2 separate regions of the Mus musculus genome follow, and region 1 is linked to region 2. A link is a loop called in an ENCODE intact Hi-C map of the cell type or tissue named here. Cell type or tissue: gastrocnemius. All regions are shown on one strand.

Evidence for each region. Hi-C counts contacts between places; a loop is a spot of excess contacts. Peaks named below come from ENCODE experiments on the same cell type or tissue, not always from the same donor. Only the 100,000 strongest peaks of a DNase experiment are listed, where the experiment ranks them.
Region 1: it touches region 2 in a loop (2.0-fold over the local background); 2 of 42 quality-filtered maps call a loop at or near these places.

Annotation. Positions count from the first base shown.
Region 1 is chr14:61,383,536-61,386,035 of GRCm38, reverse strand. It overlaps Kpna3 (karyopherin (importin) alpha 3), which reads left to right. Exons shown (of 17, transcript NM_008466.5): 8 at 847-933; 9 at 1,279-1,448. Among named protein-coding and RNA genes, the nearest start is that of Ebpl, 24 kb to the right of the region's middle. In gastrocnemius, no CTCF peak of the experiment used is centred here; no DNase peak of the experiment used is centred here.
Region 2 is chr14:61,330,091-61,332,590 of GRCm38, reverse strand. No RefSeq gene overlaps it. Among named protein-coding and RNA genes, the nearest start is that of Gm25716, 12 kb to the left of the region's middle. In gastrocnemius, a CTCF peak has its summit at 1,135 (motif pointing left); DNase peaks (open chromatin) are centred at 1,229, 1,787 and 2,450; H3K4me3 peaks cover 892 bases; H3K27ac peaks cover 2,429 bases.

The DNA of each region.
Region 1 (2,500 bases), 53 kb before region 2:
TAGGGGAGCTCTTTGCAGTTGATGACCATGGAAAGCTGGAGTGTTAACAGTGACTGTCGAGACTTACAGTGATACATTCTGGTAAAGTATGAATTACTTGTAATAAAAAGACGAAGTTAAGTATCTAGTATACAGGTAAAGCTAAATAATCAAGAGCTAACACAGAGTAGAAGCTTAAGAAAAAGTGAACTTATGCTGAAGGGGGGTATAAGGTATAACAGTGTAACAAAGTTAGAGGCTAGAGAGATGGCTCCACAGTTAAGGCTGCTTTTCCGGGAGACACCAGTTCCATTCCCAGTATACACATGTAGCTCGAGGCCATCTCTAACTGTAGTTTTAGGAAACTAGACACCCTCTTCTGGCCTCCACAGGCACTTGTGGTGCACAGACATACACATGTAGGCAAAACACCCATACATATAAAAAAATAAAGATAGAATACTAAATACAATTGCTTTGAATTGTTTGGTAATCTGATTTAATTGGTTCTGGTTAACCCTGTCTTAGGCATTAGAATTACATTGAAAGTAAGTATTATTCTTTAAGAATACATGTTTGGGATAAGAACTTCTTAAAAATCAATTATAGGGAAGATTTTATGTTTTTTTTTTCTTATGTTAATGGCATAGTAGCATGCTTAGGTTCTGTTTGATGCTATATTGCTCAAGTATTACCAAGTTAAAAGTACTGATACTACTTATTTTTTACATATCCATGCCAAATTTGTGCAGGGAACTGTAATTGGGCAATTGTAGTGTGTATCTGACTCTTGAGTATTTTATTAGTTTACTTGAGTTGGAATTTGTAGATACATTAGATAACCTAGTCTTCCTTACATACACACAGATGCAGTACCACTTTTTCTGCGACTCCTCCATTCCCCACATCAGAATGTTTGTGAACAAGCGGTGTGGGCTTTGGGAAACATTATAGGTAAGTTGAATTTAGGTTTGAAAGGCTTTAGTTGACAATCTTAACTTTTTTCCCACATTGGCATAGCCATTACACACTATGTTTCCTCTGCATTTTATATGAGTTGACTGTGTTCATAAACTTCTAAGATAGCACTTAAGTGTAAAAGGCACAAAAGGATATATCATTTGTGTCAATAGTGGTTAAATTTGTGTTCCCCAAATCAAAATCATGGGTGGCAACGCTTGATGTTTGCCTGGTGAGGAAACATAGGGCATCAGTGTCCCAACATGAGCCATTGCACACATTTCAGACTTTCTCATCCTGACTGTGATTTTTTTTTAAATACAATTTTCATTTCTGTAGGTGATGGTCCTCAATGTAGAGATTATGTCATATCACTGGGAGTTGTCAAACCTCTTCTGTCCTTCATCAATCCCTCCATTCCCATCACCTTCCTTCGGAACGTCACATGGGTCATTGTCAATCTCTGCAGGAATAAAGACCCCCCACCGCCTATGGAGACAGTTCAGGAGGTAAATGCAGAATTGTAAGGCGAGATGGTTTGTTTCCCTGTTTATGCTTTAGGTATTCTTTTTGGGGGGATACGGGGTGGGGTGGGTTCGAGACAAGGTTTCTCTGTGTAGCCCTGGCTGTCCTGAAACTCAATCTGTAGACCAGGCTGGCCTCGAACTCAGAAATCCGCCTGCCTCTGCCTCCCAAGTACTGGGACTAAAGGCGTGCACCACCACTGCCCAGCTGCTTTAAGTATTCTTGTACAGGGAATATAATGAACATATTCTGATTTTGTTTATGAAGGTACTTCTGTTTTGAAGTATAACACACCATATGTCAAAGTTGAGTGTTGTTCAGTAATAAAAGGAATGTCTGTCCATTCTAATGCTTATTTTTAATGATGTTTCATGAAGAGAAAAAATTCCATAAAAGGGAAGAAGCCAGTTTTGTGATACTGCCTTATAGATTTCTTTTGCTAAGAAATATGCAAATAATTTGAGTGACTGCATTCAGCCCATTGATTTCTGACAAAATTGGTGTTCTTGGAAATGTGGTATATGTTAAATTTTTAAAAATCCTGTAAACCCTTTCTTTATTTGTATCTAGAGTGAGTAAATCTGTGTCCTGATCCAGTGTTTGCACCTTTTGTTACCATACTGATCATATGAGTCCCTAGGAGGCATTTCTCATTTGCTGTATATTTGTGGAAGGTCTGTTAGGTCTGAGGGTCAACAAGCCTGTTACCTTGTACTGGTTGTAATTTTCTTGACTAAAGCTATTTCACTCAAGCAGCTTATTGAATACAAATTTAGATGATGATAACTCTGAATAGTAATTTCTCTGAACTATCCAAAATGTGTGCTTGTCGCTGGCATCTCCATTCTCCTTACCCGACATTATGTCATAAAGGATGTTTCTGGAAGTAATTTAATTTCTCTTAAGGAGTATTAGTCCCTGTCAGATTTATTTAGCTCTTTTAATTAGACATTTGAAATATGCTTTTTGGTTTTTCAGATTGAGTTTATTAATTTTTATGCTTCTTAAAAGTATTCAGACATGTTCACATTGTGGG
Region 2 (2,500 bases):
TAGTCACTTTTCTCCCGGCATAACAGAACACCATGACCAAGGTAACTTATAAAGGAAGTTATAATATAGTTATATATAACTTATAGTTGGAGGCTCATGGTTCATGATCATCATGGTGGGAAACATAGTGGGAGGCAGGCAGGCAGGCAGGCAGGCAGGGATGGTGCTGGGGCAGTAGCTGAGAGCTTGCACCGTGGTCTATGTGAGGCAGAGAGAAGAAAGAACACACTGAGAATAGCCTGGACTTTTGAAAACTTAAAGGCAGTCAGTCCTCTTCCAACAAGCCCACATTCCTAATCCTTCAAACAGTTCCACCAACTGGGGACCAAGCATTCTCACGTGAGCCTAGGGGGGGCCACTCTCATTCAAACCACCACAAAGTAATTTCCAATCACGTGGATCTACTCATTACACTTGAGTAGCCCTTAACGTCATCACTTATCTTGTAGCTTATGCACTGCTCTGTTTTTATATTTTACTGATTGGACCGTGCAGCTGATTGACAGCAGTTTGTCTTTTTATTATTGTTTTTGGTTGGTTGGTTGGTTGGTTTGGTTTGGTTTTCCAGACAGGGCTTCTCTGTGTAGCCCTGGCTGTCCTGGAACCTACTCTATAGACCTGACTGGCCTTGAACTCAGGTATCTGCCTGTTTTTGCCTTTGGTATGCTGGGATTAATGGTATGTGCCACCACTGACTGGTGTGATAGCAGTTACCTGTAATAACATAGCTTTCTAGAAAACTCTCAGGGATCCCCAAATTTTCAAATATAATCTGCACTTGTCCCCACAACTGTCTTTGTTGATGAAACCTTTTGCTGAAAAGTCCATTAAAATTTAATTTGCCTCTCATTTCTTGCCTGTGGTCCTGTGTTAAGAATGAAAGTGAATTGACCTTTGACATTCTTGCCTGTGTTTTGGTTTAGAGGTGTGTGTGTGTGTGTGTGTGTGTGTGTGTGTGTGTGTGTGTGTGTGTGTGTGTGTAGCAAATTTCCTCCATGTGCCACTGTGTGCCCAGGTCAAGCAAGAGCTGTCTCCAGTAATTCTCTTCCCATCTAGGGAATAGCACACACCACAGATACATGAGTTCCTTGTTAACAGCGCCATCTGGTGGCCTCCGAATAACAAGACAGCGCAGTATGGCAACTTGTGGTTGTGCAGACCGTATTCTAATACAGTAAAGCAGTTGCTTCTTGTGGCCTCATCAGCTCCCTTTCCCTGGAGCCTCCTTCCCCAGCAGCCCTTTCCCAGACTGCCCCTCACCCACTCGGCACGTTGGCTCCAGAAAGTTCAAGCTGGTCCCGTTGGCTCTGGGCCCTTCTGCCTGTAGCCTCCTGGGCAGTAGGGAAAGCTGCTAGTAGCAGCCTGGGTGGAGAAACGTGAACTTAACCTCGTGGGTTTGTGCCCGGGGCCACCTTGAACCAGGCCTGGCTGGGATTCTAGTGCTAGAAGGCCCGTGATTTACTGTCTCCCTGGGCAGCAGGTGGCCAGGGTATTTTTAGCATCTGGAGTTTTTAGGGCAAGGCTGGGGGAGGGTAGAACAGTGAGCTCCGAGGACATCGGTTCTTTCAAGGTCTGAGTTCAAAAATCTCCAGACAATGGGCCCTTCCCCTAACACTCTTGGGTTTGGGTGTAGGGTGTCCATGATAAAAGCCACGCACGCCGCCGCCGTTCATTTGCCTTTTCCATTTGTTAGGCAGTAAGTGGAAGAGAGAATGGAGTGGATTTGGGATGCCAACTTGGCAGGCATTCAAGGAAAGCCTGACTGTTGTTAGTGCCCAGCGCAGATCTGTCCCTCTTCAAAGCACTTCTGTTCGCTGTATTGTCCAGCCCTCATTAATCCCATGAACCCCAAAGACGATTATCATATTCTACCAAAGAACTTGGCAAGGAAAGCTGAGAGGTCTGCCTGGTGCCATGGGTACGGGAGGGAGGATCTGCGGCTACACTGCCACAGAGCTAGATCCTAGCTGTGTGCTCAGTGAGACTGGATTGGAACCGCTCGCTCTGCAAGAGGATTGGAACCGCTCGCTCTGCAAGAGGCGTGCTCCCCTGCCTCTTAGCTTTCTCCGGAATGGTTGGTACAGCGCTTAACATGTGCTCCTGTGAGACTGAGCACGTTAAAAACCCTCCTTAGACTGGCTTTCCTGCTTCAGCTCAAGCAGTTATTTATGGAACAGGCCCTGAGTGTATTCTATCATCATTGTCTTCCAGAGAGGGGGACATCTCAGAACAACCATAAAGGGGTGAGGGGTCAGCGACTCTCTGTTCCAGCCAGGAGAGGACCAGGGGATAGTCCTAAATCCAGGAGAGAGAATCCTCAATTATGTGAGCCCCCTTCCCCTTGCCTGACCCTCTGGGTCCCTGCATTGCCCCCAGCTGGGTTCCCCCAACATAACCATACCTGAAGAATAACCACAAGTGACATCATTCATGGAAACTGGTGGTGATGGGACCAAGAGGGGACCCACCTCCCAGAGACTTTATGGGGTTCTGGCCCAGG